2 separate regions of the Mus musculus genome follow, and region 1 is linked to region 2. A link is a loop called in an ENCODE intact Hi-C map of the cell type or tissue named here. Cell type or tissue: heart. All regions are shown on one strand. Links, peaks and the distances in the headings refer to the core of each region. The heading gives the core; the rest is flanking DNA.

Region 1 (12,544 bases), core at 1,951-9,950, 59 kb before region 2:
CTAGGCCAGGCATGGTGCTACGTGTTTTTAATCCCCAGAAATCAGGCAGAGGCAGAAGAATCTCTATTAAAAAATTGAGGACAATTTGATCTAAATATCGAGTTCCAGGCCAGCCAGGGCTATACATTGAGACCCCCATCTTAAAACAAAAACATAGCAAATAATAATGATAATAAAATAATAATAATGATAGAAAACCAAACTGCCCTCTGAGCACTACATGCATATGTGTATGTACAAAAAAACAGAATATAATGAAAAAATATTAAATCCATGTCTTCCGTCTCTGTCTTTTTATTCCTTTTGAGCAAATGTGGAACATGGTTTATCATCTTCAGTGCCCATCGCTTTGGCTTGGTTTCCCTGGTACCCAGGTTTAATCCTACCTCAAACTGTACCTTCTCCCTGCTGGGAAACATCAGTCAGCCATTTTGCATGAACCTCACCTGCAGGAGAGGAATATATCTCAAGTATCCCTGAGGCTGAAGCAGAATTTAAGGTCAGGGGCATCCACACCCACACTGTCTGCTCATTGAGACCCCAGGTCTGCTCAGCACAGTGCCATGTGCCATGTTGTCCCCTCACATATGCTGCAGGTCTCAGCTCCACAGGCAAGGGCCATACACAGTCCCCCATCAGTCTATACAACCAGGCTGCTCAGCCTCTAAGGGAAGAGCCCAGGAGGACCTCCCTGCCAGGCTGAGTTCAGGGTCTATCTCTTGACTAATTTGTCATGAGAGAAGGCGCTGAGCGGCTTTGGCGACTGCAGGGTTTTGACTTCTTGGTGCCCAAGTGTCCTCACACTTACTGGAACTTTCCTGTGGAACTGTCACAGTTCCTGCCTTCATTGAAGGTCTCTGGGGAATGTTTTTATTTAGAGCTTTAATTCTAGTCCACTTTGACACTGAGCTAAGCCATTGCACATCAGGCATAAGTCGGGCATATCTAATCCTCAAATTCAAAATTTTTTGAACACCTGATGCACGTGGAGGCCAGGTATATCTTTCCTCAATCTCTTCTCCATCTTACCTTTTAGAATAAAGTCTTTCACCCAACCTGAAACCTGCCATTTTGTCTAGACTCACTAGCCAGCGAGGCCTGGAATCCATCTGTCTTTGTTCCACAGTTCTAGGGTTATGGCTATATACCTCAGTGCCCAACTTTGACATAGGTGCTGGGGATCTGGTCTCAGGTCGTCATGCTAGCATAGCAAGGCCTTTACCCACTGAGCCATCGTCTCTCCAGCCCACAACTGACATTGTAACATAAAGGGCACAAATATAGAGCTAGGTCAGAGAGGGTCTCAGAGTTTCCCATCCACTCCCAGGGACTTGGCCTATTACCCTCCAGCACATTGGTATCAGCAGCCAGGACCTCCACTGTCTTTATTGGGGTTACATTGCAGGTCATGCTTGATTGACCAGCCTATACCTGAACCTAGTACCTAATCCCCATTCCCTGAGAGGTCACAGTGGGATTGTGTGGCTACTACCCTCACCCTCCAGTCACACACAGATAGTCATTACATTGCCATAAACTCAAGTGTAGGCCCGGGTCTCATTGGTTACAAAGACAAAGATGTTCCTGTTACTTGGGAAGTCCCAAAGATCTAGATACTCCCAGGACCCAGGAACTAAGGCTACTTAGATCTTCTGATTATTTTTTTAATCTATCTATCTTTCTACTTTTATTTATTTATTTTGGGGCTCATTCTGTAACCCAAGCTAGCCTAGAATTTTCTTTGTTACCAGGTCTATTCCAAACTCATGACAGTATTCCTGTTTTTCCTTCCCAGTTATACCATTATACCCAGCTTTTAAATTCTTTGTAATACAACAAGGGTACAAAAATTTAAATTATAATATTTATCCCCCGTCTGACACTTGGTGTTTGAGACAGGGTCTCACTATATAACCGGGGCTGGCCTTCAACTCTTACAGAGATCCATCTACCTCTGCCTTCCAAGAGCTGGCACTAAAGATGTGCACCTCCTGCCCCCAATTTATCTATTATGCACTTTTCTGCTTTGTTTGGTGGTGGTTGTTGTTGTTGTTTGTGATATGCTGGCTTGGTGCTTAAAGAACACATCACTAAAAACAAGTCCCTGAAGACTTAGCCCTGCTTTTCTTGTTAGAGTTCTACCTTTTCCATCTGAAGTAGTTGGTTCATCTTGAGTTCATTTTTGCGTGTAGAATGAGGTGGCTTCCACATTGCTGGTGAACTGTTTTCCCCTTTGCATCATCTTGAAGCCCTGTCAGATGTCCACTAGCCATGGAGGTATGGGTTTCTCTCTCTCTGCTGCTTTGTTCTGGTCTATTGATCAGTGTTTTAATTACTGTAACTTTGTAGCCACCTCTGTGTGATATACCTCTGTTGTCGGTTACTTTTTAGTCTTTGAGACAGGTAGCCCAGGCTGCCCTAAAAACTCATTATGTAGCCAATATGGACCTTGGACTCCTGAGCCTCCAGCTCCCCAAGTGCTGGGGTCACATATGTGTTTACCACCACACCCAGCTCCCACTCTGTGAGAGTCACTTTGGCGTCCTAGGTCCCTTACATAAGGTTCTGAAAGTTAGCCGTTCCGTTTTGGTTTACAAACTACAGCTTGCATTTTGACCCTGCCTATACTGTCTCTGTGTCACTTTGGGAGGTTCCATGGCCAGAACAGCCTGAAGCCTTCTGACCCAGCACCTAGGGAATCTTTCTGTTTCAGCTTCTAACTTCATTAAGCAAATATTTTACGTGAATGCTACTGTTCCATTCTCTAGGATGCTGTCATAACCAGGGTGATTGTCTCGACTTCCTTTTCCAGTCCTTTGCTACTGCTACAGGAAGCTGCAGGCTTTTGTCCTGCAGCTGGTTGAGTTCATGGCTCAGACCTGGTCACCTTTTTAGCTGAGCTGTAGGTTTTTGTAGTCAGATGATAGCCTCTGCACACAGGAATCATTTGGGTGTTCCCTTTCCTGCTTCACCAGTTATTTTATTTTCTGTGTATGAGTGATTCTCCCACATATATGTCTGTGGTACTGTGTTCGGGTCCTGTTCCTTCAGAGGCCAGAAGAAGGCATCCATTCCTGAAACCAGAGCTGCAGCCAGTTGTGAGGCAACCTGTGTGCTGGGAATTGCACCCAGGTCCTCTGGAAGAGCAGCCAGTGCTCTTAACCACTGTGCCATCTCTGCAGCCCCTGCTTCACTGTTTGACCTCCATGATGTGGTTGCCCTATTGGTAGACACTCATGAGCTCTGTCACCTCTGTTCCTGAGGGCATGCTGGGCTTCATTGATGCCCTTGCTTTGTCAGTGGAAGGTCTTTTTGGTTGTGTCACTGATGTTGAGTCTTTGATTCCTCACAGAGCCCCTGCACTCTGGGATCTGTCCCATAGGGATTCAGTCTGTTTCCTGTGTTGTGTTTTCATTTTCATTTGTCTCTAAGAATTTACTAATTCCCTTTCATTGGTTGTTGCAGAGCATGCTGTTTAATTTGTAGATACCTATGAATGTTAATGGATACCACTGTGGTCAGAGAAGAAACTTATTATTTCAGTCACTGTACATTTAATGAGATTCATTCCCTGGCATATGATGTATGCTGGAGAAAGTCACTGAAGCATGGGGTATTCTACTTCACTCCTAAAATCCTGGGAATCCAAAAGTGAAGTATTTTCCCATGTTCCTCTGCTGGCCAGTAGCCACAGCCTCTAGAGTAGCTTCAGGGTGGGGCTGGCTGCTGAAGAACCAGGGCAAAATTGGAATGTGAGTACCCTTAGCCTTACCTCAGAAGACTGCCTCGGGGTTGAGTGCATCACTGATGCCCGTTGGTTTAATCACCCCGCACCCCTTCCAGACAAGGGCTGAACAATTGGAGGCTCCTGGGGCGAGTGTGCATGGAGACAATGGAAGCCCCGCCCTGTAGCCACACCTGAACTCTTCCATTTCTGGTAATTATCTTTGGTAATTACCCTCATGGTGAACCAGTCAACATAATTGTTTCCTAAGTCTGTGAACTATGAGCAAATCAGTACAACCCAAGGAGGAGCTGTAGGACCCTCCCGGTTATCCGCACTCTCGGTGTTAAAAGGGGCAGTGAGGCTACACTTACTCTTCCCCGTGTCCTCAGGTTGAGGAGTGGATTATAGTTCACTGTGTGCAGCGTGAAGGTGGCACATGCTACATCCTCACCATGTAACCAGTTGTGTTAGTATTATGATGTTACTGTCCCTGTCATGCAGCAGGGCTGTACCGAAGGCTTGGATAAGAACAGATAGTGCTTTGTGAAGCAGCGTGAGGCGCTCACATGTCAGCTAAGATTCTGGGGAGCCATGCCTCAGCACATCTTCCTTATGTCCCCCGACTTGTGTAGTCTTTATGCACACGTTTGACTCTCTTTGAGGTCACCTATGATTGAGCTGTGTAACAGTGGCCTGGGTCAGCTTTCGACCTGTGTAGTCAAGTACCACTGCTGGGCCTCAAGTGAGAGCAGCTATTTGTCACTGATGGCTACCTGCCAGATGTAGTTCTAGGCCCATAGATCCCTGAAGACCTGAGCATAGCCACTCTGCTGTCTCTAAGTTGCCTCAGGAGTGGCACAAGCAAGCCCATGCACGCCATAGAATGCAGGGACCATGAGCCTCACATCCACCCTCCCTGCCAGCCCCAGACCACCAGCAGCCCCTAGGAATGCAGCTGCTGGGCCGTGAGACCGGGTGGTCTGTGAGCTCTGTGTGTGATGGGTTGCAGCAGAGCATGCTCCTGCAGCCCCTAGGGCTTCACCGCTGTGAAAGCCAACTTTCCCTTCTTTACCTTCTCCACAACATGTTAATGGCTCAACTGGAAGAACAGTTCACAGTTGCAGACAGCTTGATTTATCCCAGCTCTGTTCTTAAATGGTTGCTAATTTCTCACTGTAGGAAAATTCACAGTTACTGGGTGAGTCAGTGTAAGTACAGCTGAGAGCAGACAGCCTCGCTCATGCAGACTGTGGGTGCTCGGGTTCACAGAGTCATAGGACAGGGAGGAGCAGAGCGTCACTGCTCAGATCCTATATGAAGGTAGAAACCTGTGTGGGCACACAGAGTGTGTCCTGAGCTAGGCTGTCTTGACAGCACAGCTGTACACCACGAGGCGCTGAGACCCCTTGAGAGTATATGTGGAGACATGTCCACGTGGTCAGTGCATCTGCACCACCTCAATCAGTGCTGGTTACATACTGTGCTGTATGTAGATATTGTGCTGTGGACAATGTAGAGATGCCGAGGGGGCTGACATCTCTCTGTGTTTGCTCCTCTGGTTACCTGGTGTGACCGCGCCAGCCGGGACTGTGTTGGTGGTGCTTGTCTGAGTCCAGGCAGCCTGGTGCTGAGAGACCACTCATCACATCACCACCGAGCTGTGAGCTCTGGTCCAGAGAAGCCTTGACCCTTGGGACTGTTGGGGCCAGCAAGGCTAGAAAGCCCTTCCTAAGGATTCCCTGCGAATGGCCCTCTGCAAAGTTGTGTTTGTGCTGCCCTGAGGACACAGCTGTGCGGGCCCTCCTTCCTGAACTTACAAGTTTCTCCACTTCTGCCTGGTTCCTGCCTGAGCCACCTGGAGTTCCCCTCTCCTACCACAGACACTAAGAGGAGCTGATGTGACCCCGACACAACAGCTGCCGACTGTTGTATTGTAGCCATAGCTTCTCTGGGAGAAGAACCCTCAGTTTCCCAAACTTTCCCAGACACAGGCTTGCACATGGTTGTGTCCTGCCTGTCTAGCAGGGGCTGAGCATCCACGCAGGTGAGGCTGCCTGGTTACCGTGTTGTTTGTTGAGTGTCAAGGACTTGTGGGAATGTCCACTCGGGTCTGGTCTTTGACGCACAGCCAGTCAGGGCTCATCAAGGGGCCCCCAGGGTATGTCAGAGGCTGGCAGCAATATGTGCTGATGACTAGACAGCTTGTCATCCTGAGCCACAGAGGGAACAACTGTTTCTAAGGTTTGGCCAGACTTCACGAGCTCCATTCTTTCCGTCCCCTGTTATATGGAATGTACATGGTGCTATTTAATTACTTCAATCCCTCTCTTAAAGAGAAAAGGCTACCAGTATTCTAGAGGTATTAGTGCTTGGAAGGTTAGCTCAGTGATTTTCTTTGTCTGCAGGCCTAGTAGCTGTTGGATGTCTTTTCAGTATGGCTTCTCAGTATTAATTAATTCCAAGTGCACTTTGGCAGACAGGCCAAGGGGTCTTAGCAGGCTATTTGGAATCAGTTCTATTTTTAAGACTTTTAAAATGGTGAGACTTTTTCCAAATCAAAGGTTGAATAGCAACCAGCCTTTATTTGAGTATTTGTATAATATAATGTTAAAACTTGGATAGGCAATCAGTTGTTTGTGCCATGGATTATTTATGTGTGATATTAGGCAAAGGTCACAGAATACAGTGTCTTGCTCTTTTGATTTGGTTTTGCTTTTGTTGTTTTGGGAGGGTTGTTTTGTTTTGTTTTGAGAAGGTCTTATGTAGTTTAGCCAAGATGACCTTGAATTTCTGGTCTTCTATCTTCTACTTACCAAGTGCTGAGATAACAGGCAGACATCACCACACCCTATTTCTATAATTCTGGGGTCTGAGCTTCAACTTTGCTGTATCCTCAGCCCATACATAGTCTTCCTTTGGCTACACTTTCACTGTGCACAAGGAAGAGCCAATTGATTGAGCTTTTCAGGAAGATGACAGAGGAAATGCAGTCTCACAGGATTATCATAGAGTGCACTCAAGGTCTGTGGCCTCTTGGTCCTGTTTCATATGGCTAGTATTCATGTTTGTCCTGGCTGAGATGTTTGTTAAGCCTGCTTTTCACACTGACAGATTAGGACTTCTGTATTGGGTATATTATACTTAACTAATCCTGACTCTCATTTGTTTACTTTTTGAAATATATTTTGGATATATTCACGTCTCACTCCTCAGTGTGTGGGTGGCTGTTTAAAACCTCTTGGTTTCTTCCTGTCCTGCAGCTTGGTGGCCACTCCAGGCTCTGAGGGCTGGTGTGGGTCCTGCAGCCCAGCATCCAGTTTGTGACTGTGCTTCCTCCAGGCCCAGATGAGGTCCTTGCTCTGTTTTCAGGGACATGCGATTTCTCACAGTGCCCTGGTGCTGTGACTGAGTCATCTGCCCATGGCAATGAACACTAGGCTAGTGGTTATGTCTCTTGTAACTGGCTCAGACTGAATCTAGGGAGCCCCAGAGCTCATGGCCAGTGCTCAGCTCTTCTGGACCTTATTCTAAAAAAGAGTTTGAGGTAACAGGTGAACAGTTTCTAAAATGAAGTTCTGGGAGTGGCATTGGGGGTGGGGGAGTCTATATTTCAAGCTTTTGTTTATCCAAAAGAGGAAAAAGTACACAACAGGAAACAAAACTGGGAGTGTCCTTTCATCGCGTATTTTGAGTTCTCACACAAGCATGTGGATGTAGTAATGAAATCCAGCCCACATGGGCTGAGCGTCCCTTTTCTGAAGCATTCAGGACTGTGCTGGTTTGGGCTTGTTTAGGATTTTTAAATCTTTCCGACAAGTGATAGCGCCTCCGGCCAGCACCCAGGCTAAATAAGCATGGACTCCACTTGTCTGCTGAGTACCTCTGACATGCACCTGAAGATGGTCTCAGAGGACACTTAGCGTGGACCTGCATTCTGGAGAGTTTGGTTTTGTTAAGTTTTTGTTTGTGTTGTTTTGTGTAATCCAGGCCAGACTCAAACTCTGTATGTCTCTGAGACTGACCTTGAACTCCTGGTCTTCTTGCCTCTACCTTCCAGGTCCTGGGATTGTATATGTGCCCCTCCATGTCTGATTGGAGTTTTGATGTGGCCTGTCCTGTGGGCTCACGGGTTGTGTTCAGCAGCAGTGTTTCATCAGCTCAGAAAGTCTCAGATTTGGGACTTGGGGGTAAGAATGCTAGCTTGTCAGGCTAACCTGAGGAATGGTAGTTTGAGTCACAGACAGCTTTTATTTTCTTCTTTAATTCTCTTCTTTCTTATAAGCATGGTTCTTCTTAAACACAGACAAGATAAACGGTTGTATCAATCAAGTGAGCCAGTGCCCGAGGGGCTACAGGATCCACACATAGCACAGCTGGAAACTGGTGCCCAAGTTCTGGCAGGACTTGTCCCCCAGCCTTCAAAGTGGTCATGGTCTAAAGGTATTTCTGTTTCAGACAGACACATGTACCTTAGGGACAAGGATGCTGGCTGAGAACTGCAGTACCGGCACATCAGTGTTCATGCCTCCTGGAAAGGCATGCGCTCTTATGGGACCCATGTGTGCACAGGCCCAGAGACTGTAGAGAGGCATAGCCAGGGCTCATGTGTGACCTGACTGTGGGAGGCTAGGAGGCTTGTCAGATGACATAACTGATAGGCAAGTGGGCGACACAGACAAGATAACCTTCCCACCACAGTGGGCAGGCGGGCAGGAGAGAAGGGTGGGGCTGGGTGTTAGGGATTTGTTTCCTTGTTTCAGTCTGCTGTCTGGTGTCAGCAAGTCTAGGAGATGGAAAAGACTACTGTATGATGTCATCACCCATCCCAGTGCTCACTGTCCCCACTGTGTGCTTTCCAGAGTTCCAACCGGCTCCTGGGGAACAGATCTAGAACTGCAGGCAGCCATCATAAACTGTCTCGTGATGGCAGTGTTCATGGGGAGACACGGGCTGTCTGAAGAGGAAACTCGTTTGGTGGCCCTAGCACAGGCCTTTGCAGTTTGCAGTTTATCTTGTGTCTCTAGCTATTGGGAAAGAGCTTAGGCCCTACGTCCTGGCATTTCCTGCTTGTGTTGTCTGTTGTTAGTCAGATGCAGAGTTCTTGACCAGGTCTCTAAGCTAGTGGAAATGCCACCCGATGAGCAAGGGTACCTTTGTGAATTAGAACTGAGCACTTAGTGTGTCACCATGGCGCCAGCTGGGTGCAGATAGAGCAGTTGGGCCACCTTAGATGTGTGGTAGTTCTGCCTGGGCCCTCATGGGACACTTGTATGTGTGACATCAGGTAAGGGTCAGGGAAGGTTTTAGGATATAATGCAGTCACTAGACAGGCCTTGGGGACCTCAGAAGTCTCCACTCAACCCATCCCTGCCATATGTTGCTGTGGGGAGACAGTGATCATGACCAAGATGTCCTCTTCCTTGGCCCCACTGTGAAGTGAGGTTCTTCCTGAAAGGTGCGGGCAGTCATCACAAGCCGCGGTCGCTGTTTTCTTTTTTGCTGTCAGCTTGAAAGCATGAGCTGCTTAGCCCAGCTCCATGAGAACACAGTTAGAGCAACCACAGCCCGAAGAACTTGGAACTGCAATAAAATAAAACTGCCTGACACGCATCACGGATCTGAGTGGAAGGGAGGCTAAGGGGAGTTGGGCTGGCCTGCAGTGGCTCCATGCACACACATACTTGTTACCTGGCCCTCAGTGCTCTCTGCACCTCGGACCCTAGGTAAGTGAGGCTAGCCTTGTTGAAGTGACTCTGTGGTGTGTAGCCTATTAAATTACCGGCACTTGTCACTCCATGATGAGGAGGGCTCCTTGTGAGGCAACTTCAATATCACAATGTAACATCTCAGTGACTTCCACAGGCCTGAGTGCTTGGTTCCCTGCTGATCTGAGAGTCGTGAACACAGGTGCACACAGCTGTTGCAGCATGGCAAGCGCCCTACTGTGCTGCATACAAGGTTCACCCCAATATTTGTCTAACAGTGTGAACCATGCAGCCTAGAGACTCTGTTAGCCCAGACGTACATGTGAGTATCTGCACTGTGGTTTGTATAAGTGGCCACACACTAGGTTTGTTCATGCCAGTGCCACTGCACAGAACATGTGAGGCTGTGGCACTGTGATGCAGTGTCATTAGGCAGCTAGTATTTTTCAGCTCATGGAACTCTGAGATATCTGCTTGGCAGCAGAGATTTGCTCTGTGGCAAAGACTATTGTGTCTGGGAACGATGCCTTCTGTGTGTGTGGAGGAGAAAGGACTCTGTTCTTTTCAGTCTTGTTAGTCTTACAACTGGGTGGCAGAGTGAGGCGAGATCCATGTGCCTGGCCAGGGCTCCCCTCACACAGAATCCCACAGTTCATGGGTGTATTCCTGGCCAGGTCCACATGGGTTTCACTCAGCACCTTCCAGGGCATGGTTATGTATGCTTTCTGCTGGGGGCAGCTGCATCCTGGCTTGACTAGGGTCAAGCCTAGTGCTAAGGCCAAGCTCAGGCAGCAACTCTGTATGTTGTGTCCTCCTGACTCAGGAAACTGTATCCCTTTGGTTAGTTAGTTAGGTCAGACTGTTGCTATTGAGATACGAATGGAAACAGTGTGTGCTTGTCATTTCTGCTTTCCCCAGATCCTGAGCAAAATGAAGGGACTCGCACTGGACACTGAGGCAGAGCTGGAACGCCAGGATGCGGCTCTGGATGGCATCACCGTAGCTGTGGACCGGGCAACCCTGAATGTGGACAAGCAAAACCGGCGTATGAGAAAGCTGATGTAGTGGGGCAAGCTGTAAACAGCCACCCCTGGCATGGCTCTGCTGATTCTATTGCTATTAGCCCTTTTCCTTTCCCCTGAGACCCGGGAAGCCATTCTGGGTACTGTGAAACTATGAGGCCCTACCTGGGAACTACACCTTCCTAGGATGGGCCAGGAGAGGCCACAATATGCATGAGCATGTATGTTTCCCGGGGCCCTAAGCATGAGGGCCATGTCCTGTTCAGGCAAGAATCGCCACCGTAGCGTAGCCATCCTTCCTGTCCACACTGAGACCCCGGCGTTGAGCTGCCATTGTGGCATCATGTTGTCACATCATATTGTCATCTTTTCACCATTTTTGCCAAACAGTAGAGAAAAATGTCAGTCATTCTGGTCTGGCTCTGCCATCCACTTGCCAGAAACATCAATTCCCCCTTCAAATGCTGCTGTAGCCCCTGCCACCTTTTCCTGATCATCAGTTAGAGTTCTGTAACCAGTAGCCTCTGTGTGTGCGTAATAAAAGAATGTTTATTCGATGACTTACATCAGAGGAGCCGGGTCTATAACAGCCATGTGCACACTGGAGAAACAGAGACCATTATAGCTGCCCAGTCCAAGAGTCTGGAGCCCTCAGCAGCCCCAGTGCTGAAGGCGTGGAAGCTCCTGGAATCACTGGTATTGGTTCTGCATTAAAAGATCAAAGCTAGTGGAGGCTGGTGTTAGCAGAGGATGGTGGCAGCCATGCATTCTCAGTCAGAGAGAGGCCTGCACACTCAGCATGCACTGCCTCCTTCCGCCTCCCATTTGGGTCCACAGTCAGGGCAGCTCTTTCCCTAACCACTGTCCCTCTGGAAGCACCCCCACAAACACACAGGGATGTCTCAACACTCCCAGACATCTCTTAATCTAGTAAGTTGTTGGCCAAGACCAGCATCCTTCTGGCCTTGCCCTGGCAGCAGCCTTTTCTCTCCACATGCTTGGTGACTGACTGCAGTCATGGGTGCAGCCCAGTCCAGCTCAGATGCTCACTGTGGACCTCTCCACTCTGACCTGAAGCAGGAGCATGGTGCCACTCTCCCAGTTTCCTGACCCAGGCTATTCAGAATGTGACAAGGTGCCTGCTTTAGAAGTGGCCCACACTGTCCTGCTGTTGCCCTTTGCTTGATCCTGTGTTTTCAGTGAGCATTCTCAGCTTACTGCTCAGAGCTGCTTCCACCAGCCCCTTTGCCACGGGCTACTGGGGACTCCTGCATGGGCTTGATTATTTGGGGAGAGGGTCTTGTGGGTTGTTTTTTTGTTTGTTTGTTTGTTTTTGTTTTTCTTGAAACAGGTTCTCAGTCTAGTCCAAGCTGGCCTCAGACTTGCAGCAATCCTCCTGCCTCCAGGTGCTAGGATTTTAGGTCCATACTACCTCCCCTGGCCCCCTCGTGTATTTACTGAGTGGATAGCAGATGGCTGGTATGTGGCTATATCTGCAGTGTGCAGTGATGGGATCAGACAGGCACAGCTTCCACCTCTCAGTCCTGCATGTTGGAGCCTGTGTGTTCTCCTCCCCATCTTATGAAGAGCACAGTGAACTGCCAGGCACTGTAGTGTCACTAACACTACAGTGTTCTGGAGCACCTGGTTTACTCCTCCTGCCTACCTCTGCTTCACTCCCATTCCCCAGCCTTCCTCCTCCTGTTCTCTCCACTCCTTCCCCTCCTCTGCTCCCCACCCCCTCCACTCAGTGCTCCTGGGAGACCTTGAACATCCAGCACTTGTCTTTGTGTGCCTGGCTTGATTTATAAAGCACTGTGTCCTCCTGGGTTAGCCATGTTGTTGCAAATGACAGGATTTCATTCTTTTTCACCACTGAATGCTGATCTATTTATCTATATCGTGGTAATTGTTTCTGCTGGTGCTAAGAGCCAACTTAGGGCCTTGTGCATGTTAGGCAAGCATTTACCATTGAGATGCACCCCCAGCCCTGGGCCTTTTGAGACTGGGTATCACTGTGTATCCCTAGCTGACTTCTCACTTGAGATCTTCCCAACTCTGCCTCTTGAATGTTGGGGTTTTAGGCTTGT
Region 2 (12,544 bases), core at 2,554-10,553:
TTTTTGGGAATGACAGATGGCTTTTATTTATTTATTTTTTCCATTTTTTATTAGGTATTTAACTCATTTACATTTCCAATGCTATACCAAAAGTCCCCCATATCCACCCACCCCCACTCCCCTGCCCACCCACTCCCCCTTTTTGGCCCTGGTATTCCCCTGTACTGGGGCATATAAAGTTTGCAAGTCCAATGGGCCTCTCTTTCCAGTGATGGCCGACTAGGCCATCTTTTGATATATATGCAGCTAGAGTCAAGAGCTCCGGGGTACTGGTTAGCTCATAATGTTGTTCCACCTATAGGGTTGCAGATCCCTTTAGCTCCTTGGCTACTTTCTCTAGCTCCTCCATTGGGAGCCCTCAGAGTACATATTCTTAAGGGGCTGTGAGCGATGACTCTCAGCAGACCTGGAGGGGACACGATCTGTCTTCCCATAGTGGGCTGTCCCAGACCTGTGAAGGCAGATGTGCACATGTGTGTCTACAAAGAATGAATGGTAGCCTTGCTGATCCTGAGTCCTAGAGTTTCATGCGTGGGGCTCCATTAGACTCTGACTGTCTACTTGTCCCTGAGCTGGGGCGCAAAGTCACTGTTTCCCTCACAGAGAGACGTAGGACCTGGCCTTGTACCCATGTCAGGAGTCTCTGTGACCCTACCTGTGGCACCACATATGCTCTGATAGGGACCTCAAGTCAGAGAAGCAGGATTCAGAGGCCACTTGTATTGTTTCTCTAGGTAGGGGAAGTCGGGAAAGGCACTTAGCTCTGACCCACTTCATAAAGGGCCCCTTGTGCCCAGAGGATCTGTCCTGGGGAGGCTGCAAGCCCAGGGACCACCAACCTACCCATGTGTACCTTCTAGAGACAAGGTAACTGAGAAGGCCATTGCTGTCCCTCAACCTCCATCCTATCTGTGACCCAGCCCATTAAACAGTAGAGACAGCTGTTTGTGCAGAGGGGCTCAGAGAACCAGTGAGGAGAGCCCCAGCCCGTCTGCTTTCTCAGTTCATGGCTAAAGTGGAGATGTTTCTTATGATGGTTTGAATGAGAATGGCCTTCACATATTCATATTTGAATGCTTGGTTCCTGATTGGTGGAACTGTTTAGGAGGGATTAGAAGGCGTGGCATTGTTGGAGGAGTTGTGTCCCTGGGAGTGGGAGCTTAGGTTTCAAAAGCCCACACAGGCCCAGTCTCCCCCCCATCTCCCTCCTCCTTCCCCTCCCCTCCCCCTCCCTTTCTCTCTCTGAGCCTCCAAGTTATAGATTGGATGTAAGCTCTCAGCTACTGCTTCAGTGCCACGCCTGCCTGCTTGCTGCTTTCTTTCTGGCCACGATGGCCATGGACTCCCTCTGAAACTGTAAGAAAGCCTCCAGTTAAACGCTTTTTTCCCCCCTTCTAAGTTGCTTAGATCATGGTGTCTCATCACAGCAATAGGAAAGTAACTAAGACACTTCTGGAATTTTAAATGATGATCTCACCTATTTGTCTGACTAGGGAGAAAGACCTCCACTCCCAGGAGAGCAAAAGGGTGGGGACAGGTAAGGCAGGGAGGAAAAGTCCTGGCCCAGCAGGCACCAGGCAGGGAGAGTGTACCACAGGCAGTGTGTATCCATGAGCACACTCACTTACACAGATGTGAAAGAACACAAGCATATATCTGCCTGTGCATATTAGCATATGCATACATGTACATAAGCACACACGTACATCTAGAATCCTCCTCAACCACACATATGAGCATCGTCCATGCATACAAATAACCCTCTCATGCATTTACAGATAAGCACATATCTGCATACCCAAGTTTGCTTGTACATACATAAGCAAACACATGCGCACAAATGAATACAGGCACATACCTACACATACCTACACATACCTCATGCACACATATGCAAACCTTCATGCTTATATGCACAAGCATGCACACGTGCACACATAAGTCTGTTTGTGTACCCATGAGCGTACACAGACAGCACGTGTGCAGATACTTAGACAGAGAAGCTTACTTGGCCACACACATGTAAGCACACACACAGAGTCTGCTCACTCCTATACAAACACATTTATGCAGACAAACTGCACAGATGAACATATTCCTGTACACACATATGTACTGTCACACATGCACACGTGGAGCGCACTCACGCACCAGGGCTGCTCACTCCAAAATGCATTTTTCCTGAGCATTTCTGGCCCAAGCCTTCCCAGTTTGGCCTCCCTCCCTTCCCCTGGCTCAGGGAAGCTTTGTGGGAGGCAAGGGGCAGCAGCCAGCAGCTGGACCTCAGAGCAGCCTGAAGCCTGGCTCCCAGGAGGACAGCCGCTGGGGCCTCCATACACGTGTGAGAGGCCAGGCGACCCCCTGCGTGGACACAAGGGTGGACCCCAGGCTTGATTTATGATGGGCTCCTGCACATGTGTCAAACATGCTGTGTTAAGCACCGGCATAAAAATAATATATAGGTTACCACAACGTTTTTATGACCTTCCCCAGCCCTGCCCTGGAATGCCGGAATCTAGCAGGTGAAATAACACACGTTTCAGTGGTTGCCGCTTCACCGGGTGCAGGCATAGAGCCTGGGCAGCAGAGAGGACCTCATCTGGGTCCGAGTCTTGTGGAAGCCCAGTCAGTCGGATGCTGCAGCACAGTGGGGATGCAGACTCCTGGATGGGGTGGAGGGAGCCTCTGAAGCTCAGAGGGTCAGCTGTCCCAAAAGAGGGATGCCAGATGCAGTCTCTGCATATCTGTTCCTGTTCCTGGTGCACCTGCTTGCTACCTGTCCCAGGGCAGGCTGCAGGAGGGAGTCTCTCCAGGGGTTAGGTCACAGAGGAGTGCAAAGGAGGACCAGCGACAGCCCCAGGCTACAGTGTGGAAGGTGAGCGTAGTCATGGAGAAGGTGCAGATGTCCCCTTCATGTGACTAGTGAGGACGTGTCACCACTGTTCCATTGCTGTGTGGTTAACATCCACCCTTACGCCCAGCTCCATCGAGCAGCGTGTGTTCTTGCTTCTGTCTTCACGTTGGGAAACAGGATTTCTTCCTTCCACAGATGAGGAAACTGATGTTTTTTATAAGACGAAGAAGGCCTCTGTTGACTGGACATCTTGAGGATGCAAACCATCTGTAGTTCCAACACTGGGAGGCAAAAACAAGAATCTATGACTTTAAGAGTTTGAGGGGCTGGAGAGATGGCTCAGCTGTTAAGAGCACTGGCTACTCTTCCGAAGGTCCTGAGTTCAAATCCCAGCAACCCCAGTGGTTCACAACCATCCATAATGAGATCTGACGCCCTCTTCTGGTGCGCCTGAAGACAGCTACAGTGTACTCACATACATACATATAATAAATAAATAAAATCTTTTTAAAAATGCCCCTAAAACCCAAAAAGAGTTTGAGGCCAGCCTGGTTTGGTCTACATAGCAAGTCCCAGGCTATCCAAGGCTACCTATTAAGACCCTGTCTCAAATAACTACAACAAAAACAAATGCAAACACCCCAAGCACTGCCCTTTGAAATGTTGGATAATAGATGGGATGGGGCTTTCTCACTTGACAGCCCCAGAGCCATAGAGACTGGATGGATCTCTGCAGCCAGGAAGATAGGGGGCAGTACGTAGAGTCTGCCATGACTGGGGACTTGGTGTGCGGGGACACAAAGAGGCACCTCAGGCTCTTTTGCTGGACAAAAGGACATCTCTATCCTCAGTCCAGGTGGGACCTGGGGACTCCTGGCTAGGCACAGGCCTTGGTCTCCTCTGGTCCTCTGTCCTGCTGTGGGGTGTGTCAAGTGCCTGTCTAACAGGCTGAGATTGTACCTTCTGAATACTTGCTACAAGCTCCTTTTATGTCCCTGCTAGACCCTTCCAGAGACCTCTCCTGGATGTGTTTCCTACGCCATAAAGGGAGTATGATGTTGGGCCCATTACCAGGGCTGAACCTATAGAAAGGGACAGTCACTTTGTGCCTCAGGCAGAGGACTTTGGTGGAAGCAGCCTTGCCAGCTCAGCCAGGAGAAAAGGAGACAGGTACTGCTTTCCTGGGTGTGGTGGGTTGTCCTCACAGAATGGAGCTAAGGGTACATGGATGGGGCAGGGAAGAGGCCAGCCTGGGTCCCTCCTCGCCAGGCTCTGCAGTGTGGTGACCTCCCAGACAGGCAGGACCTTATAACAGCTCAATGAGAGTGAGGCCGGAGGCACTCCCCTCCACCCAGACACTTCTACTGCCCCATCCAGCAGGAGCTACATAACAAGCTTTGTTTTTTTTTTTTTGTTTTGTTTTTTTTTTTTTTTTCATCTTAGAGCCAGGGCAGGACATCATTTGCTGAGGCCTGTAGCCCTTCCCTACCTGAGGCTCAGAGAGTCAGCCAGCTGGACCTGGACTAGCAAGAAAGAGAAGGAACAGCCTTGAGCCCCAGTCTTCAGAAACCCCACAAAGAGAAGCAGGAAGCAGGAACCAGGTCAGCTCAGGCAGATTCTGGAAGCGCCTTCTCGCGGGCAGCAGAGCCATCAGCCAGCTCCTAAATTTGGGGATGCTGCCCACACAGTGTCCCCCATGGGCAGCACAGAGGCAGGCTAGAAAGACAGTAAAATTAAGGGGATGCGGGAAGGGAAAGGGAACCTGGCTGAAGCTTTTTCAACATCCAAGAATCAAGAATTCCAGCACAATCATTTGCTATGAAGGTTGATGGCACAGAAATAGAATTCCTTTTATATAGAGGTATTTTATTTTAAAATAGCAATGAGCCCATGCTAAGGCCTACGCATATAGGACCTTCAAGTATGATCTCACACTCATTTCTTTTCTTTTTAAAATTTATTTATTAATTTTAGGTGTATGAATGTTCTGTTGGCAAGTGTACCCGCATGCCAAAAGAGGGCATCAGATCACAGTATATGGGTTGTGAGCCACCATGTGGTTGCTGGGAATTGAACTCAGGACCTCTGGGAAAGCAGCTGGTGCTCCTAACTGCTGAGCCATCTCTTTAGCCCCTGTGACCCTTACTTCTCCCACATATTTTCTGGGGAATCTTTTATTTGTTTGTTTATTTGTTTGTTTGAAGACAGGGTCTCACTATGTGTCCCTGGCTGTTCTGAAACTCACAGAGAGTCACCTGCGTCTGCCTCCACAGTGCTGGGATTAAAGGTGTATACCACTATGTCCAGCTTGAAAAATTACTGATTTTGTTTGTTTGTTTGTTTGTTTGTTTGTTATTTAGTGATTATTTTCAATGTGCATGTTTTGCCTACGTGTATGTGTGTACCTCAGATCCCCTGGAACTGGAATTACAGACAACTGTGATTTGCTATGTGGATGCTAGGAATTGAACCCTGGTCCTCTGGAAGAGCAGACAGTGCTCTTAACCCCCTAGCCATCTCTCCAGCCTTGGAGAACCTTAAACAAGACAAGACCATTTTTTTAAAAGATTTATTTATTTATTATATGTAAGTACACTGTAGCTGTCTTCAGACACACCAGAAGAGGGAGTCAGAACTCGTTGAGGATGGTTGTTAGCCACCATGTGGTTGCCGGGATTTGAACTCAGGACCTTCAAAAGAGCAGTCAGGTGCTCTTACCTGCTGAGCCATCTCACCAGCCCCAAGACAAAACCATTTTTTTGTTCTTTTTATTTTGTTTACAATATAAGCCTCTTTACTTCCCCAGCAACGCTTATGTCCTAGTAGGGTTTAACCATGACAGCTACAATCCTACTCAATGCATAGAAACCACCCTATGATCTCACTTAGGTTCCTTAGCAACCCTTAAAATATGCCTTCAGATGCCACCCAGAGTGATACCTATGGCTCCTGAGAAGACAATTAAAATTCTCTTTGAGAAGGCCATCCCTATGCCCCTGAGTATGTTTTATCAGTCTCCTGAGTGGCCTTCTCTTTTTATTAAACCTCTGTGCTTACATCCACGTTGAACTTTCTTCTCAATAAACACCAACTCTGTTTTGTATTGTATCATCCTGAAATTATTTTCTGTGGCGAGGTCGGTAATCCAGCTCTGTCATTCACTCCAAGGCTTAGGGAAGGAACATCATGGAAGAGGAGATGGAAAGAGTGTAAGAGCCAGAGAAAGGGTGGAGTGCCGAGGAGAGGTGGAGCAGTGGAGTGGTGGAGCGATGGAGCGATGTCTTCTGAGCATGATGTGGCTGTTGCCTGCTTGAAGTTGCAGCAACTGTAATTACTCGAACAAGATTGGGCCCATTAGCACTGTCACAGAAGGTGGGGGGTGGGGGGAGTTGCTCATGAGATATAAACCAAAAAGGACAGATTTTTTTTTTCAGCTACTGGTAAGTTACCTATGCTTCTGTAAATAATACCTTGCCCATGATCATGTAAGCAACTCTAACTAAATTAGGTGGGTTACAAAAAGATGTGAAGAGATCCGTGGGAATGGAGGGGGACAAGGGAGGGTGTCTTAGTCAGGGTGACTATGGCTGGAATAAAACACCATGATTAGAGCAACTGGGGGAGGGAAGGTTTGGGGAGGAAAGTGTTTATTTTGTTTTATTATTTTATTTTTCTTCTCACTCCGGCCACAATTGCTCCGGCCCAAAGATAGATTTATTTGTTATATGTAAGTACACTGTAGCTATCTTCAGACAGCACCAGAAGAGAGCATCAGATCTCATTATAGGTGGTTGTGAGCCACCATGTAGTTGCTGGGATTTGAACTCAGGACCTTCATAAGAGCAGTCAGAGCTCTTAACCGCTGAGCCATCTCTCCAGCCCAGGAAAGTGTTTACTAAGCTTACACTTCCATAACACTATTTATCACTGAAGGATGTCAAGACAGGAATTCAAAGAGGGCAGGAACCTGGAGACAAGAGCTGGTGCAGAGACCAGGGAGGGCTTGATCCCCATGGCTTGCTCAGTCTCCTTTCTTATGAAACCCAGAACCACGAGCCACAATGGTCTGGCCTTCCCACATCAATCACTAATTAAGAGAAATGCCCTACATCTTGCCTGCAGCCGAATCTTGTGGAAGCATTTTCTCAACGGAAGCTCCCTCCTCTCCAATGACTCTAGCTTGACATAGAAGTTTTATGTCAATTCAAGTTGACATAAAACTAGCCAATACATGGGGATGAATATGACCAAAAATGCTGTATATGCATGTGTGAACATGTCATGATGAAATATATTACTCTGTATAATTAATTTATGCAAATACAAAATAATAAAAACAATTTGCCTTTACCAGAGTGGAGTTCCCTGAAGGATATGAGAATTCCTCAGGGGGCTGGCAGTGGTTCTGGGCTGTCTTTGCTTGCCACACCCTGCCGCTCCCATCCCCCACCCTCACATATCACAAAGGCATCTGCAATGGAGTCCTGGCCTAGATTCCACAGTCCAAGATGGGGCTAGAGAGTGTGGCCTCCTGAGAGTGAGCCTGAGGTGCCATTGAGGCTGGATATGCAACCAGTGGGTAAAGGACCAGGGGATGAGTGGGGGAAAATTCTCGGAGAGGGGTCTCGACAGGCCTTTTTAGGAAGCCCACACACAGCTCTAAGCCTCCACTCCATGTGGTACTTCAATAATGTACACCTTTGCCCAGGAGTGCAGGAGGAGAAACTGAGGCTCAGACTAAGCCAGCTTCAGAAAGCCACCCCCACTTCAGTCCTTGCTTTCACCTACATCCTACTCTTGGGCCACCCTGACCCTGTCAGGCTTCCAGACAGCTGAGGGGGTCACACGTTATCTGGGTATGGGAAACAGTTGGGTAAGGTCCACATGGTTGTCACCATGAATCCAGTGGGTCCAGCAGGGCATGACAAGATGGGTTAGTGGTCATATGGAATCTGCCATCACAACGGCTCTTCCAGAGTACCTCACAGCCTCCAAAGCTAGTGGGCTGGGTGGGGCCTCAATACTTCCTGGCCCCACAGTAGGCACAGGCTCCACTCACACTGGCTTTCAACTTCCTGATGCACCTGTCTCCAGCTCTGTCTTTGTCTCCTTCTCGTCACATCTCTCCCAAACTCTATTCTCTCTCTCTCTCTCTCTCTCTCTCTCTCTCTCTCTCTCTCTCTCTTTCCTTTTATTTCAGCCCGTCTCCAGGTCTGTCCATATTTGTCTTTCTCTGGCTGTCTGTCCTCTCTAATGTCTCTTCTCTGTTTCTCCCTCTCTCATTGTCTGTCTCCCTGCATCTGTTTCTGTGGACTTCTCTTAGTCAGTATCTTCCATCTCTCCCTATGTCTCTCTTCCTAGCTTCCTTTTTATATGTGTATATGTATATGATGTATATGTATGTGTACATGTATATGATATATGCATATGCTGTATATGATGTATATGTAGGTATACATGTATATGATATATGCATGTGATTTATATGATGTATATGTATATTCATATGTATAGATGTATTTTTATATATTTTTGTCTTCTGTCCTTGTTTCTCTGTCTTTTTATCTTTTTCTGTCTCTGTATTTCTGTCTTCCTTATCTCTGTGTCTGTGGCTCTGTATCTCCTGTGTCTGTGTCTCTCTCTCCATCCACTCTTGAACCCAGTGCAGGTTCTTAGGAACCCCAGTGCTCAGGATCAGACACTGGGAAGTTTGGCCAGCCTAGTGGGTTTTCAGCTTGCTTTCCAAATCAGTCTTCCATCAACTCCTTTTCTATCGTGACCCTAGAGCATGGCTGGCATCTCGGGAGTGTGGTTGGGATCTCAGGAGCGTGGTTGGGATCTCAGGAGCGTGGCTGGGATGGATCTCAGGAGTGGGGCTGAGATCTCAGGAGTGGCGCTTGGGATATCAGGAGTATGGCTGGGATCTCAGGAGCGTGGCTGGGATCTTAGGAGCGTGGCTGGGATATCATAGGCCTGGTGGAGTTCTGAGGGCTAGGCCACACTGAGAAGCCTGGATCCAACCTGGAGGCCATAGCCCAACTGATGCTGGGAGAAGGGGAGTGAGGAGATTGAGAAGGAATTCCAGGAATTTGCCAGGAGGGGGAGAAAGGGTTGCCAAGGCAGGCAGCAGATGCCTGCAGGAGGGGCTCAAGATTTCTCTCTTCCTCCAGCTTTCCATGGTTGACAGACTGTTACATTTAGGACTAGCAGAGACCATAATAGCTAATGGTTCCCAAAAGGCCACTTTCTACATGCTGGGCACACTCTAGACTCTCACAGTTGCAGTCTCCTCAGGCTGACTTCAGGCCCTGTCCTCTGCCTTGCTGTGTCACAGCCCCAGCCCAGGCTCATGGACACAGCCCCAGCTCTGCCTCTGGTCCTAGAGTATCAAAGGTAAATGGGAACCTCCCTTCCCAGGGAGGGGTATGGGGCTTAGATATCAAATAGGACAAGGGGATAAAAACCTCATCCCAGAGTCCCAGGGGGATCCTGGCGGTTACTGGAGCCAGGCCTGGTCCCAGGCAAGTTCCATAAGACCTATGGGAGTATCCTGCAGGAAGCTGGCCAGGTTATCCTGTGCCTGAGTCCCGTTGGGAAGAGTGGAGAAGCTAGGGACATACAAGTGCTTTGGTCCTACTGCGTGCTTCAGTCCTACTGAGGAAAGGGCTGCTAAGGCTAGTCCCCTAGTATACGTTTTTTTTTTTTTTTTTTCCATTTTTTATTAGGTATTTAGCTCATTTACATTTCCAATGCTATACCAAAAGTCCCCCTTACCCACCCACCCCTAGTATACGTTTTTAAGAGCTCAGAAGGCAGGGGTGACATCCTGGAGTGGGGTTGGTCTTCAGAGCCACTGTGACAATAGGACCTGTAGTCTACCTGACAATGTCCCCCTCTGATTGGAGAGTCCCAGCCCTTGTCCAGGCTTGGGATTAATCCTACTACAGAAAAGACAGAGAAAGCCTTCACTTCCAGCTCAGGGATTGCCCTTGGGAATGTCCCAAACCAGTCTTACCAACAGGCAGTGTTGAGCTATGGACGGCATGCTGGGTCCTGAGGGAATGTAGCCAGATGGAAGCAGGATTCAAGAAGGCCCGATGATTGCACCCCACCCCATCCTTCCCTTCCAGGAGGCCTCTGAGCCTGGGATGGGCTTTGATCTCCTTGGGCACCTGGTCCATTTGGTATCTGAGCCCCATACCCCTCCCTGGGAAGGGAAGCAGCAGTTGACCTGAGCTCCTGGTCTAACCTTTCCTAGGTTCCGCTCCTCTTTCCCAGGAGGCGCTAGCCCTGGCTGGGCCTCTAGCTTGTGGAGAGAGCATGGATGCGGTCAGTCTCATGCCCTGTGGTACCCAACTCAGGAGCACAGAACAGAGGGCAACCACTGAGTAGTGGCTGAGATGGCTGCTAGCATTCTGTTCAGGGCCCTCTTCCTCAGTACTGCCTACATCAGGCCCTTCTGAGAGTCTCCTGGGCCAGGGACTGGTCTCTGGCTGCCTCCCCTTATCACCCAGGAGGCCCACCCAGGTGGGCACCTAGGGTGCCCGCCAAAGTAAGCTAGGGGCAGAGACGAGGAAGAAGGTAGACACAGCGAGTGGATTTTTAATACCTGGTCCCTTTAGGCCTCTGGGTCTGATATAGCTATGGCCAGCTGCCTCCTGGGTCTCAGTTTCCTTTCTCTGTCCTCTTGACACCCATCTTCTTTTTACTGAATCGTCATTTGATCCTGTGCAAGACTCCTGAGTTGGAGCTTAGTGGTAACCTAGGACTCACAGGGCAGCCCATAGACACTTGTAACAGTTTCAGACGAGCCAAACTCTTCTTCTGGCCTCCTTTTATGTACATGTGGTATACATAAACTCAAGAGAGCAAACACACACACACACGCACACACACACACACACACACACACACACACAATATAAATAAATACACTTTTAAAAGACCCCTGGGTCTAGTGAGATGGGCACACAAAGCAGGCACAAAGCAGGCAGCACTGTGAGGTCCCAGGATGGAGAGGCATCTGGGGGTGAGTGTCCAGAGGTCCTTCCAGCAAGTGCTGTCAAAGGAGATGCTCTAGGGTGATGAAGTCTGTTACTCTGTTGTTGTGTCTGTCTCTACCTCTGTCTTCCTCTGTCTCTCTATTATTGTTATTTTGAGGTAAGGTCACATGGGGGTAGCCCAGGCAGTCCTGCACCTCATGACCATCTTTCTCCCTCAGCCTCTCCAGTGCTGTGACAGCAGGTGTGAACCATCACAACCCTCTGTCCCTGTCCCCTTCTTCACCCTGTCTCTATGTGTAGACTCTGTAACTCCCTGTCAACCTCCCAGTCAGTGTTTCTCGGCCATCTCCTACCCTCTCTGTCTCTGTCCCTGTCTCTGTCTCCCTCCTCCTCCTCTATCTGGATTTTCCTATCTCCTTCCCTGATTCTTTGTGTCTCCACCTCCCTTTCTGTCCCCACTTCCAATCTCTGTCTTTATGCCTCTCTCCAGTCTCTGTTGCCCCACAACCCCTCCCTGCTGGTCCCCAGATGTTCTCATCTGGGCTGAGAGTGGTGCGGGGGAGGATGCTTCATAAGCAGTCCTGTTGTTGCAAAGCTGCCTTCATCTCTGGCCAGGAATTTGATACTGTGGGGCAGAGGGGAGGTCACATCTGTGCTGCTTGCCAGGAGCACTCCCAGGAGATAGCCTTCAGGTAGGCGGCAAGAGGTACCAAATCACAGAGAACCTGTGAGAGAGAACGTGGCCGTGGCCCCGTTCAGGGCATAGCCTCCATGACCACATGCCCTTCTCTTACTGCACAGGCAGGCCCTCCTGAAAGTCCAGAAAGACTGAGATCCAGGGCTGGAGCTTGAGGAGCAGTCTGCTGTTAACCTGCCAGTTCTGCCAAAGATTAATCAGCAGGCCAGCACAATGGACTGCCCAGGGCCACCTGATGCAGAATGGCCACTCTCCACACTCACCAGAAACTCAGCCCAGCCTCTGTATCCTGTTCCTGTCCTTCTACAGCATCCTGTCCCTCATGCTCTGAGGCAGCCCCGTATGTCCTCTGGTGTCCCATCCTCAGTGACACTTTTTAAAGATTTATTTATTTATGTGAGTACACACACTGTCACTGTCTTCAGACACACCAGAAGAGGGCATCGGATCCCATTACAGATGGTTGTGAGCCACCAGGTGGATGCTGGGAATTGAATTAGGACCTCTGGAAGAGCAATCAATGCTCTTAACCTTTGAACCATCTCTCCAGCCTCACCCCAACACCATGACTGTAATGTCCTGTCTCTTGCAGTGGTTTGAGTGAGAAGTCCCACATAGTCTCAGCTGCTTGAACATTTGGTCTCCAGTTGGTGGCGCTGTTGGGGGAGGTCTAGGGGGTGCAGCCTTATTGGAGGAGGTGTGTCACTGAAGGGAGGCTTGGGAACTTAAAGATTCCATGCAATTTCCAGTTCTCTTTCTCTGCTTCCTGCTTATGATTCAAGATGTGAGTGCTCTACCCCTCCATGACGGATTCGTATCCCTCTGGAACCATAAGCCAAAATAAATCCTCTCTATAAACTGTCTTGGTCATGGATTTTATCACAACAGGTCTTCTTAGTACCCCGTATCTCCTGTTCTGTGGCCTCACATGTCCCTCTAATGTCCTGTCCCTCAGACTCTGAGGTGACCCCCAGCATCCTCTCACTGTCC

Evidence for each region. A loop is a pair of places that touch in the nucleus more often than their neighbours do. Peaks named below come from ENCODE experiments on the same cell type or tissue, not always from the same donor. Only the 100,000 strongest peaks of a DNase experiment are listed, where the experiment ranks them.
Region 1: it touches region 2 in a loop (1.8-fold over the local background); 1 of 42 quality-filtered maps calls a loop at or near these places.

Annotation. Positions count from the first base shown.
Region 1 is chr11:59,405,617-59,418,160 of GRCm38, reverse strand. It overlaps Snap47 (synaptosomal-associated protein, 47), which reads left to right. Exons shown (of 5, transcript NM_144521.3): 5 at 10,351-11,020. The coding sequence ends at 10,497. Among named protein-coding and RNA genes, the nearest start is that of Prss38, 36 kb to the right of the region's middle. In heart, for the core only: no CTCF peak of the experiment used is centred there; no DNase peak of the experiment used is centred there; H3K27ac peaks cover 675 bases.
Region 2 is chr11:59,346,946-59,359,489 of GRCm38, reverse strand. No RefSeq gene overlaps it. Among named protein-coding and RNA genes, the nearest start is that of Gm15755, 22 kb to the left of the region's middle. In heart, for the core only: no CTCF peak of the experiment used is centred there; no DNase peak of the experiment used is centred there; H3K4me3 peaks cover 252 bases; H3K27ac peaks cover 1,030 bases.